Regions from separate parts of the Homo sapiens genome. Here region 1 is linked to region 2. A link is a contact called in ENCODE Hi-C or POLR2A ChIA-PET data. All regions are on one chromosome and are shown on one strand. The core of a region is the stretch at or near the end of the contact, and the rest is flanking DNA. Distances in the headings are between cores, read along the strand shown. Region 1 overlaps LINC00423 (long intergenic non-protein coding RNA 423). Region 2 has its middle 200 kb from the start of LINC02344.

Region 1 (6,755 bases), core at 713-3,212, 700 kb after region 2:
TTAAGGCTATCCCTGAAGGTCAGCCAAAAGCCAGATCTCAGATTTCATTTGGAAATCTGCCAGAAGGGATGTTCTTGGATGCCGCGTGCTACCCACAGGGTCTTCCTGCCTCTCTCTGACAAGCCCCCTTGGATACTGCCTTGAAGAAAACAGTTTCTGGAAGTATAAGAAGGAGTACAATTGGTCGGGCGCAGTGGCTCACACCTGTAATCTCAGCACTTTAGGAGGCCGAGGCGGTTGGATCACTGGATTCAGGAGTTGAAGACCAGCCTGGCCAACATGGCGAAACCCCATCTCTACCAAAATATACACAAAAAATTAGTTGGGTGTGGTGGTGCACACCTGTAGTCCCAGCTACTCAGGAGGCTGAGACAGGAGAATCACTTGAACCCAGGAGGTGGAGGTTGCAGTGAGCCAAGGTCATGCCACTGCACTCCAGCTTGGGCAGCAGAGTAAGACCCTGTCTCAAAATAATTAATAATAATAATAATAATAATAATTTAAAAAATAAATAAATAAAGGCGGAAAACTGGACAAAGGAAAATAGCCATCAAGGGTCAAATTTCCCCTAAGAAAGGGTTTTCTGCTGACCAAGGACAGGATAAGGCAAGCACTCCTCACATTTCCACAGAGGAGAAAGGCGGGGAGCAGCTTGCTCTAAGCCTTAAGCAAAGTTGGGGGGACCACAGTGTGACTATCCCTAGCAAAGCCAGCCTCTGAGCTGACCACTATTATGACCTGCTCCCCATCTGCCGCTTGGAGGGACACTATTAGCAATTGGCAAGTTGCCAGTATCCCATTTATTGGCTCATTAATAATTCCTCTGGGCTCCCAAAGCAACCATTTGATTCCAAATAGATCACAAAATTCGCCACTGAGATATCTTTACCCTTTCTGACATTTCATGAGAGCAGAGGCAGAAATTCACACCGGAGAGTCTGGGAGTTGATACTGGAGACAGGGTTAATGTTCTCCTTTCCCCGAATCTACAGGGGCCTGGTTTGCTCTAATCTGCCTCCAGGAGGTGAGCCACCACCCTGGCTGGGCACTGCTCCACTTGCTTATGGTGGTACCTAGGGCCTTGCATCTCAAAGTGTGGTCCCCAGACCAGCAGCACTGGCACACCTCAGAAGATTCTTAAAAAAGCAGACTTTCAGGCCCCATCCCAGACCTATGGAATCAGATCCCGCATTGAAATAAGACCCACCCCACCAAGTAATTTATACACACCCTAAGGTGCTCTAATTTATTTGTAGGAATAAATGAATTTATCCCAAGAAAGTAATCAGATGCATGCACAGCTTGCAGGTACCCATGGGTTGAATGCGTCATTGCTTAAAAAGACAAAAACTGGGGCAGGGCCTGATGGCCCATGCCTATAATCCCAGCACTTAAAGAGGCCAAGGCGGTGGATCACTTGAGGCCAGGAGTTCAAGACCAGCCTGGCCAACATGGAGAAACGCCGTCCCTACTAAAATACAAAAATTAGCCAGGCATGATAGCACACACTTGTAGTCTCAGCTACTCAGAAGGCCGAGGCAGGAGAATGGCTTGAACCCAGGAGGCGGAGGTTGCAGTAAGCCAAGATGGCGCCACTGCACCCTAGCCTTGGGAACAGGGTGGGATTCTGTCTCAAAAAAAAAAAAAGGCAAAAACTGGAAACAAACCAAATGTATTGAAGCAATATTTATTTGAGTGCCTTCTATGTGACACTCAGAAAATAAGAGCTACAAAACAGAGACAGTCTTAAAAATATGGTTCATTTGGGGGGGATGGAAAATTGCATAGCCATTTTTTAAATACCTCTTTAAAAAAAGAAACCAAAACCTACTTCTAAAAGTAGAAGTAGGGCCTCTAAGGCCCTATTTCCTGCCTTCCAGGTTGGCTCAATTATTGTGACTGTCTCTAGGCAAACAGTTCGTGCAGGCTGCTAGGCTAAGGACATTTCCCTTTGCTAAACAAACAAGCAAATGCAGACAGGGCTCAGCTGCTGTAGCACATTGGAATTGCTTGTGAAATGAATTAAGATCCATTTCCAGGGCTGTGCTGTCTGAATGTAACTGCGGGCTTTCACCCCGCCCCCACCTTTCCCATCCCCCAAGGTATAGTCCACTCAATCTCAGGGGCACATGACCCTCTGGTTGTGATGTCCAAGGTGCTCAGTGGATTTACACGTCACTGTGTCCATTATTTTTCCTAAAAGGAAGACAGCTTAGATAAACACCTCCCTTTAAGTCAAATGTAAGTTTGTTCAACTACAGCCACAAGAAGGATAGCAAATTCCGGAGAAGGACCTTCTGGAGAACACAGCAATATTATCTCGCTGGCCCAGGGATGGGTTTGCAACTGCTCTCAATGGCTGCCGTACATCATCGCTTCACTGAGTATTGTCCAGGCAGAGCAAAGTCACTCAAGCAATACTTCTTATAATCAAGGCAAGTGGTCAGCGGCTGCCTTAAAAAAAAAAAAAAAAAGCCTGGAAATACAGTCCCCAGCCAGAGTAAAGATCCTCCTCTGCGACCTCACAGCCCAGCTGGATGGGACCCTGCAGCGCTCTCACCTCTCTGCTCAGGAAAATGTGGCTGCTGCGCGTCTCAGCCCAGCCGAATTTGATCTTGTGGATTTCATGTCTAATCTCAGCCTAGATTACTCGGGCTTGTTTGGCCCGCTCTAGCATGCCTGGTCTCTCTATTCTCTCTTGATTCTCTCCCATCCTTATTCATCCCTCACTCATTGATTGATTTAATTCAACAACCAAGCCCCCTGCTGTGCTGGATGTCAGATGTTCTAGGTGTGCTCAAATGAAGGCCCTTTTCATTTTCCGGAGGAGTTCACTTCCCATGTTGGGAGACAGTAACAGGAACAAATCAGGCTGCCTAGGTGTTCACGATGTCACCAATATTGGGAAGTTACATTTTGTAATATTTTAATAAAAATAGCTTTTCTGAGCCCAACCCCCTCCCACCGCCTACTGATCTTTGGCTCTTAGTTTCTGCGCCTTCCAAATTCCCTCCTCCATAGCTCACCTGGCCTTGAGGCTTTTACAAACTGCTCTGGCCTGCATCCTGGATCTCACTCTAGAAACCACTCTGCTGGGGTCATTCCGGCAGAGCACCCAGCTTCCCCTCTCTCTGTGGCAGAAAAACCTGATTCTCTCCCACTTTGTCATGAAAAGTCCCTTCCCTGCCTGCGTATCTCTCCAGCTCTTGCCTTATAAGTTAGAAGGCTCATTGGGTTGACTGCTAACCAAGCGCCATCTAGTAGAAGACTCCAGGTTTTGACAGTGCAAATTACAGTCTTTTAACGGGATCAGATTCTCAGGCCCCTCCCCCTCTTAATAGCACCTCTGAGCAGAAAGATGCAGTGGAGATTTATCTCATTTATGCTTTGACTCATGACACACATGTGCATGCACGCTCACATATCTTCATACACTCATTTACACATGCACTTACATACACACACATACATAAACACATACATACATACTCACACTCATGTACACACACACACGCACTCATGCATATGAACATCTTCTAGAAGGAGGAAGCAAATTGTGTTAGGTTTCTAGTCTTTCCCTTCCTGCTATAGACAATTGCAATGCAAATATGACAAATGATACAGTCAGAAGCAGATTTATCCTGAAGATAATGAAGCTTAAGCAACTGGGCTCTTTACTTGCACCAGACTGGTTCCTGGGGTGGTCTAGGTGGGGAGTGGAAGTCAGGTTGCAAACAGGAGGCATTTCTGAAAATGTCCCTAAAAATATCTCTGAAGAATGAGACCTGGATATCTAAAACTCTAGTAGTTTTTGTGATTTCTTTTCTTATGCTAGATAAATATTTGCATTCCTAGCTGCTATATGTGAATGTCTGTACCCCAACCCCCCACACATCACATTCACATGGTGAAATCCAATCCCCAAAGTAATGGTACTTGGAGGTGGGGCCTTTGGGAGATGGTTAGATCATGAAGGCAGAGCCCTCACAAATAGGATTATTACCCTTATAAAAGAAGCCCCAGAGAGCTCTCTTGTCCCTTTCACCTGCGGGGACACAGTGAAAAGACAGCCATTTATGAACCAGGAAGCAGACCCCCACCAGACACCAAAGCTGCCAGCACCTCCATCTCGGACTCCCCAGCCTCCAGAACTATGAGAAATAATTTTTTTTTGTTTATAAGCCACACAGTTTGTGGTCATTTGTTATAGCAGACCAAACAAAGAATCTAGCCAATTTTCAGCCAGGCGCTGAAACTCATACCTGTAATCCCAGCACTTTGGGAGGCCGAGGCGGGTGGATCACTTGAAGTCAGGAGTTTGAGACCAGCATGGCCAATATGGTGAAACCCCATCTCAACTAAAAACAAAAAAATTAGCCGGGCGTGATGTCACATTGCCTGTAGTCCCAGCTACTCAGGACGCTGAGGCAGGAGAATTGCTTGAACCCGGGAGGCAGTGGTTGCAGTGAGCCAAGATTGCACCACAGCACTCCAGCCTGGGACACAGAGCGAGACTCCATCTCAAAAAAAAAAAAAAAAAAAAAAAGAATCTAGCCAATTTTCTATTTGTGATTTTATATTTTTTGCTTAAAGAGGCTCCCCCAAATTATATTTGCTTCAGCTGCTACAAAATCTGAACTTATTCCTTTTTGCATTAAAACAGGAATTCTCAGTCTTGCCACTGTTCACATTTGGAGTTGGATAATTATTTGTTGTGGGGGCTGCCCTGTGCACTGTAGGATGTTTAGTAGCATCATTGACCTCTACCACTAAATGCCAGTAGCACTTTCCCCTACCTCCTTGCCAGTTGTGACAACCAAAATCTCCAGACATTGCCAAATGTGCCCATTTGAGAGCCACCATCATAAAAGGTTACAAAAGAAGCTATAAAAGAGGTTACAAATGGCTATAAAAGCAGAGGAAGAGAATCAAGATGGAGAGGTGAGTATGAAAGGAGGGACAGGAGCTTTGGAAGAACAGAGATGTTGTGAAGAACATAGTGAGCACTGGGTCTAGGGAAGACAAGGAAGAAAAGCAATAAAGGAATATGTGTAGATACGTAGTCTGGGGTGGATGGGGGAATCCCATGGCATAAATTTTATTAGGAAAGGTAATGAATTTGGTTTGACATTTTGTGTTAGGTACCCCACGGGGAGGGATATATAGGAGGAGTTGTATAGTAAGTTGATGGATATGGGGATCAAAAGAGAAATCAAGACTGAAGATTAATACATAAATTTGGTCCTTGTCAACTACATGGAAATTGAAGCCATGAGAAAACAAATTTTTGCTTAAAGACAGTGAAAAAAGCCAAAGACTAAATTCTAGGGAACATGAACTCTGGGTGGGAAGAAGAGAATCAACCAGTGAAAGATACTAAAAAAGAGTGGACAGATTCTGGCTGAAAGCAAGTGACCCAAGGCAGTAATTCAAATCTGCAAGAAAATAACAAAGAGCAACAGTAAAATAATTATGCCATTATAAAAGACAGTTTAACTGCAATTTTTTTCTCCTTTCTTCTCTTCACTGATTTTAAAAGCAATTGTATATAATAATATGTATATAATATACAAAGGGCCTTCAGAAAGTTAATGGGAAAATAAAATTAAAAGATAAAAACAAAAAGTATAAACTTTACCTTTCAACATATGCTCCATCAAGCTCAAGACAACTTTGTAAGTGATGACACCAATCATTTAGTCCATCCTTAAAGAACTGTAGTCCCTGGTTAGTGAAACATGTCCCTACTTGAGAGCCACTTTTTTACACTATAACTAAAGAAAAGTGGGTGCCCTTTAAAGACTTTTTTAAGATTAGGAAACAAAAAGAAATCAGAAGGAGCCAAATCAGAACTGTAAGGTGGATGCCTAATGATTTCCCATCAAAACTCTCTCCCCAAACTTCCCTTGTTTGATGAGAGGAATGAACAAAAGCATTCATAGTAGTTGAGAAGGACTCTGGTGAAGCTTTGTGGGCACCTTTCTGCTAAAGCTTTGGCTAGCTTTCTCAAAACACTCTCATAACAAGCAGGTGTTATTGTTCTTTAGCCTTTCAGAAAGTCAACAAGCAAAATACCTTGAGCATTTCAAAAAACTGTTGCCATGACTTTTGCTCTGATTGGTCTCCTTTTACTTTAACTAGGCCACTTCCAACGCTTGGTAGCCATTGCTTTGATTGTGCTTTGTCTTCAGGATAGTACTGGCAAAGCCATGTTCCATCTCCTATTACAATTCTTCAAAGAAATGCTTCAGGATCTTGATACCACTTGTTTAAAATTTCCATCGAAAGCTCTGTTGCCTGCAGCTGGTGTGGGCACAACAGTTTTGGCACCCATCAAGGGGAAACTTTGCTCAACATTAATTCTTCCTTCAGAATTGTGTAAGCTGAACCAACTGAGATGTCTGTGGTGTTGGCATTATTTGTAGTATTATTGTTAGTTATCTTCAATTGGTGCATAAATTAGGGCACCAAAAATTGATGTGTATAGTCTGCACCATGGTCTCCATCTTCAACATCAACTCAAACTACATCCTATTCAGACATTAATAAAACATTAATACAAGTTTATTTTGGTACAAAAAAAGTTTGAAACCTATGCATAGTTTTTCATAATATTCATTTTCCATGAATTTTGTGAAGACTCCTCATATTATTGAACCCATAACATACAGAAATGTGATATCTATATTAAATTTCCATAATGTAATGTATTTCTGTGTAATATATTTGTCAATGATAGAAAAAAGGAGGCGGGT
Region 2 (6,543 bases), core at 950-3,449:
TTTAGCCATTAAGTGGGTATATGTTCAAAACTTTTGCCCATTTTAAAACTAAGTTGTTTGTAATTGAGTTGTAGGAGTTATTTACATACTATGCGTATGACTTTTTTGTCAGAAGTATATGTTGTGAATATTTTTCTCCCAGTCTGTGGCCTGCTTTTTCATTTTCTTAAAAGTGTCTTTTAAAGAGCAGCTTTTGTTTGTAAGTTGTATATTTGTAGGGATTTGTACGTATCCAAATATTCATTAGCATAAAGCTGTTCATAAAATCCTCTCATTTCTGAGATTCACAATATATCTTATTTATGTTTACGATCCACTTAATTTTTAGTATGGCACAATAATGGTTGATAGTCATATTTTTCAAAATAGAAATCCTGTTATTCTGGTAGCATTCGTTAAAAAGATTATCCTTCATTGAATTACCTTGGCACCTTTATTAAAAATCTGCCGATCTTCTGAATTTCTATTCTATTCAATTTCATTGATAAATATGTCTGTTCTTAACCCAGTCCCACACTGTATTGATTACTGTAGCTTTATACGTCTTGAAATCAGATAGTGGAAGTATTTTTTTCCTCAAAATTACTTTGGCCATTCTAAGTCCTTTGCATTTTAATATAAATTTTTAAATTGTCATTTCAATTTCTAAAAACATCTGCTGGGATTTTGAATGGGATTCTGTTAAATTTATTCATCAGCTTGGAGAGAACTGACATCTTAAAAATACTGAGTTTTCCAATCTATGAACATGGCATATATCTCCTTTTATTTTGATCTTTAATTTCTGTTTGTAATTTTCAGCATACAGGTATTGCACATACATTGTTAAGTTTCTTCCAACACATTTCATGGTTTTTATTCTAAGTGTATTTTTTTAGTTTAAGTTTTCAGTTGTTGAATCATTTTATTTTAGTTCTAGAATTTTCTTATGCATAGATTCTACGTCTCTAGTATTAATAAATGCAAGGCCGGGCGCAGTGGCTCACGCCTATAATCCCAGCACTTTGGGAGGCAGAGGTGGGCGGATCACAAGGTCAGGAGATTGAGACCATCCTGGCAAACACGGTGAAACCCCGTCTCTACTAAATATACAAAAAATTAGTCCGGCATGGTGGCAGGCACCTGTAGTCCCAGCTACTCAGGAGGCTGAGGCAGGAGAATGGTGTGAACCCGGGAGGCGGAGCTTGCAGTGAGCCGAGATTATAACACTGCACTCCAGCCTGGGTCACAGAGCCAGACTCCGTCTCAAAAAAAAAAAAAAAATTAAATAGTTTGTGCCCATTAACTCCAGTATTTGGATCATCTGTGGATCTTGTTTCCATTATCTTTTTCTTCTGTTTCCTGGTATGCCCAGAAATTCTTTATGAAATGTTGTCTTTGTTTATGAAAAAAAAAAAAATACTGGGCTCTGAGTGGTGTTTTTTACTTTATGGAAGTATTTGTAGGATTTACTTTTGCTTCTATTAGGAAGCTAGGCTAAGGGCAGAGCACCTTAATCTAATATGGAAGTGAGATTATTTCAAACTGGTTTTTAGACTTTGTTAGGTCTCGTCTATTTCAGGTTCTTTCTTACTCCTGAGGTGACCCTTTCTGTGTCCCAGCTAAAAGCCGAGGTGTTAGGCCTTCCCTCTTTCGTGGGCCCTGAACTCGCATTTTTATTTTCTCAATCAGTGGACTCCTGAAAGCAATCTCTTCTCAGCTTCTCTGCTTCTTAGTTGCCATTATCTGTGTAACTTCTCAGCCTCTGAAACAACTTCCAAATTGATGAATAAGGTAAGGGGAAAAAGAGAGTCAAATATGGGCAGAATTTTCTGCACCCTTCTTCGGGATCTTGCCCTCTCAAGATCCTTTTTGTATTTTACTCAGATTTCCCTAGTTCTTCACGGTTCAGAGGCGGGGTCATTTTTTTTTAAATCCTCGTAATCTGAGAGTCTTTATGCTAATAAAGATAGGCTCATTTTTCTGAACTAGTGTCAATACTTTTTGTTTCTAAACATCAGAAGCAACACAGAAGACATGGAAGTGACTTTCCGTCTTAATTCCAGAGGTGTTTGTGGGGCCTCCTGGCAGTGGTACCCCCTTGCCACAGATGGGTTCCTAGGCAATGCCCTAGTTCTCTTTAGAGTTGGCCTGACTCTGTCTTCTGTATGGGGAAGCACCCTCTGTTCCTTTTGCTGAGAGATCAGGGTAGTTCTGTTTCCAGGCGAGCTAAACATGACTATGCTGTAGCTGTAAATTCAGTCTGTCACCTTTGGTACTCTTAAAATACAAGCATATGTTCTAGTCAGGCAAGAAGAAATACATCTTTTCTTTTCTTTTCCTTGTTGGTTTTTTAATTTTTTTTTTATGCCAGTAAAGAAATATACACTTCCCGGCCAAGCCCGAGAGTGGATTTGATTTTTTACCGTAATTTCAAGGAATAATTATATAAAACATTGCCCACAGGTCTGTGAGTGTACTGTAGAAAGATCGAATGATCAGGACTTAATCCAAGACCCCTCACTTTCTGCATGGGTGTAATTGAGCGTTATTTAACTTTTCTGAGCCTCAGTTTCCCTAAAGTGTCAAATAAGATACCTACTTGCCAAGACTGGGTTTTAATAAGATTGTTTGTAAAATGTCTGATACATAGTGGGTTCTTTATTGTTTTTAAAATTATTTATACAAACAGTTTTAACTTCAAGGGGGAATGTTAGTCATAACTTGTCTGCGTAGCAGCAGTATTTCGGAAACCACAACATTTCCAGATTTCTGCTCATCACTTAGTTTGTTTTATTCAGTAAACACTGATTGGACTCCCACTAAATGCTGAATGCTGCACTAGGACGCAAAACCAATGAAACAATAACCTTTCTCACAGCTATGTAAACAACTTGTTCATTTTATTGAAAGCCGTGCTCAGAACTGTTCTGGAAGTTTACTCATCTGTAGTGCTCAAGTCGTGGTATTTGCTCTCTTGCTGCTATTTAATGAATCCTGAAATTGTTTTTGTAACCTAAAATAAAATTTTTACTATGATAAAATAACCTAAAAGAAAATCTGATTAAAAAGTTTATTTAATGTGGAATAAAATTTAAAGCAGCTCTAATATGAATAGCAAGGGAATTTTGTTACTAACAAACCGATAGAACAATATAATGAGGCAGTTTCACTAAGACTGTATGACAAAATGGAACCTGAACTCTGCTCCAGTGTATTAATAATTAGTGTGACTTTTACAGAGATTGGAGTATAGGCTGTTATCAGACATCACAGGGAAGTTCTGTTCAGTAAGCTGGCAGAAGCAATTTCTTCTTTCTTTAAAGAGGAAAACCAGGTGGTTTTACAGTTGAGTGTTCGTTAAAAGAGGTATCTACCAGTTTTTCCCTTTTAATTCTGCTTTTCAGATTGTGCTAGCCCAGAGAGAGTTATAAATCCCTTGAATATAAGACATTGACTTCAGTTTTTATTGTCACCTCTCATATACATCCCTAATGTTTATCTAATTTTTATCTTACCAAGACAGCATAATCATTATGCAGTAAATATAGACTGAGTAATATTACAACATTCTCAGATTCAGGAGACTCTCCCATGATGGGAAAATATATTTCAGAATCAAATACTCTTATTTCCTAAGCTTCGTTTTCTTTATTATTTTTTATTAGTTTTCATTTTCCTAACTTATAGAATAAACAAATGCAGTTTGGAACAATTAAAAAGTTTCTTACAGTTATTGATGATAAAACAGTCCAAATGATGTTACACTAAATTTCATAAATTCCTGGCTTTAAAAATACGTATGATGTAATGGCATGTTAAATAATGGCCAGCACAATTTAGTTGTCTTATTTGCCATTTCTGTTTTGCTTCACCATTTTACCATTTTATTTTCCACCTTTGAGTCTTCAGTACTCTTAACTGTATCACTGAGGATTGACAATCCTATATATTTAATTTATTTACATGCACACACGGAAAATGGAATGTCACATCTAGAGTAGCTTTCCCATAACCCAGCTCTATTCATGTCCCCCAAATCACTGATGCTCTTATTCCAGATCATGATGAGGACCAACTGGGGTGTAAGCCTGACCTCTGTGTGTTCTATAAGGGATCACTCAGTCCTCTTCCATTCCAATAATTTAAGTATAGATTTTCGGACTGCCATCTCGCCTTGTATAATATGCTTAGATGGAATCAGTAAAACAAATGTGCCTTTTATTTCCCTGAATGGGATTATTGTAAAGAAACAAGAAGCCATCAATAAGGGGGCAAAGTTCCCTTTATCCCCAAAACACCAATAGTCACATTTGAGGGCTAGAACATATTTACTTCAGCTTTTGTGGTAAGAGAAAGAATGTAAGTTTTTTATGTTCAAAATAAAGTTGACCTTGGTGCAAAACAACCAATATGTTCTAAGAACTTTCTCCTCCTTTGGAGCAGGCCTTTGTTATATCTCTAATTAATATAATTAAGTTATTTTGAAAATCAAAACAATTAATTGATGTTTTTCTTTCTCATCTGCTCCTGGAAGTTGTATTTTTAAGTTACTAAAATACAATTTTATCTTTAATTGATTGCCTTTGATTCTCTGTGGTAAAACTTAAAATACAAAATATATTTTACTTAATTGTATCAATTTGAAATTGTTATAGTTCAAGAATATTTGTATGTAACTCTTCTAAACTTTGAAATCATCAATATTAAGTTTAAAGGAAGACTTGGGGCTAAAATTTCCAGTCAGTGCTTTTTTCACTTTTGCTTTTATTTTTGGCCAGTCGTATTCAGATTTATGTAATGAAGAAAACCCATTTGGTTCTCCTTTTTTTTTCTTTTTGAGACAGAGTTTCGCTCTTGTCATCCAGACTGGAGCACAATGGCATGATCTCGGCTCACTGCAGCCTCTGTCTCCTGGGTTCAAGCGATTTTCCAGCCTCAGCCTCCTGAGTAGCTGAGATTACAGGCATGCACAACCACACCAGGCTAATTTTTGTATTTTTAATAGAGATGAGTTTCACCATGTTGGCCAGGCTGTTCTCGAACTCCTGACCTCAGGTGATCCGCCCGCCTCAGCCTCCTAAAGTGTTAGGATTACAGGCGTGAGCCACAAACGGCCCGGTTCTCCTTTTATTATGTCCAGAATTTGGACATAACATCTTCTTTCATCAAGAAAATGGTACATTTTAATTTGTTCTGCTTTCCCTCTTTGGGGTTAGTGTTTCATTTGTCATGAATAGTTTGGATGGTAGATAACCATAACTTGAATAATAAAAGGAAAATAAGTTTTTATAAAATAATGTTAAAACAGGCCCAGTCCTTAATCTCATAGTGCTTATACTAGACACTTAGAAGAATTTAAATATATCCAAAGGCCACTGAAATGTTCTATAATCATTTTAATAGTGTTTCAACAGTGTATTCTATATATAAAAAAATACATTAGAAAAGGTTCCTTTTCTCCTGCTTAACATAGTACATGATCACAAAATACATGTATGAAAAAACAGCATGTAGTTTCAAATATCTTTAAAACAAGGATAAACAAGAGACCTTTTTAAAAATGTTGAAATCCAATGTCTACCTGTTGAATTACATTTAAAACCAGACAGAAAATACACACTTCTTTCTGTCCTACTTCTTCAACTATTTTCCCTGTCTGGTGCATAACATTCTTAAACTGCTTAGAGGAAACTTTACACAGAGCAATGCATCATCCAGTTAGTTCATGTGGCTCTCCCTGAGCTTGAATACCATTCCAAAGAAGATACTCTAAAAGTCTGATAACTCAAAATAATATAATTTGTAAAGGCCTAGTATTTTATGGTAGGAGACTCTAGGACATAAAATAGACATTCTATTGATGAGAAATCTGAGAGTATAGAAAAAGTGAAAAGTACACCCAGCTAACAAAAAGAGTGATTTCAGGGTTGCTAGTAGGCTTTCCTTGCTTGCCCCAGAGCATTCCTATTGTGATACCATCACTCCACTTATCTCTACTTATTGATCAGTTGTCAGTTACTTTTGAAAAGTCCTAAGCACAACGTTCTGACCAGAATTCTGATGAACATAAAGTAAGTATAAGATATGTCCTTCATTTCTAGGAACTTTGAGAGTAATTGAAGAAAAGAGACACATTCATGTAATGGAAAACACCTTCTGATGATGTGTGCTGTGAGAGCAGAGAAGAGCATAATTAACACTCAGCATTTGTTAAGGGCTGAACATGTGCCTAGAGCTTTATATCCAGTCCTCACAGTCATGATCAGAGTGGCTGGGGAAGTCTCCATGGAAGAGGTGCTCAGGTGTTTGAAAGTTTTATTGACATCAAATACAAGGAAATTGTAAGCAAAGGCTTTGGTTTAAATTTGCATGTGATCTTACCATGTACTTCCTAGCCTTTTTCAGTTTATATAAGCATAAATCCACTTACTTACCAGATGTAATAATTTTATTGAATGGAAACAACTTGATAGGGTGAACAAAAAAAAAAGAGCTTTGTTTTTTCTTTCTGTTGTTCCTTCAAATATGTGCAAGGAATATTTCTTCTCTACTTTGAATGAT

What was found. Hi-C counts contacts between places; a loop is a spot of excess contacts on that map. ChIA-PET counts read pairs that join two places held with the same protein, here RNA polymerase II (POLR2A). Pooled maps may share reads with other maps.
Region 1: a loop to region 2 is called in a map of chondrocyte, with 4 times the contacts of the local background. The contact joins two enhancer-like sites. A Hi-C loop is called at or near these places in 1 of 168 maps with a recorded cell type or tissue (chondrocyte), 21 of 37 single-sample maps with no recorded cell type and 10 of 50 pooled maps. POLR2A ChIA-PET finds 5 or more read pairs at or near these places in 1 of 52 experiments (naive thymus-derived CD8-positive, alpha-beta T cell).

Annotation. Positions count from the first base shown.
Region 1 is chr13:32,834,343-32,841,097 of GRCh38, reverse strand. All of the region lies in intron 4 of LINC00423 (long intergenic non-protein coding RNA 423), which reads left to right. Among named protein-coding and RNA genes, the nearest start is that of LINC00423, 74 kb to the left of the region's middle. RefSeq lists an enhancer at 3,538-3,697. Within about 2 kb of position 1,962, at least 8 of the 41 ENCODE cell types and tissues checked have a DNase peak (open chromatin) inside an H3K27ac peak, as active enhancers do.
Region 2 is chr13:33,533,492-33,540,034 of GRCh38, reverse strand. It overlaps a transcript of STARD13 not described here. Among named protein-coding and RNA genes, the nearest start is that of LINC02344, 200 kb to the right of the region's middle. Within about 2 kb of position 2,199, at least 7 of the 41 ENCODE cell types and tissues checked have a DNase peak (open chromatin) inside an H3K27ac peak, as active enhancers do.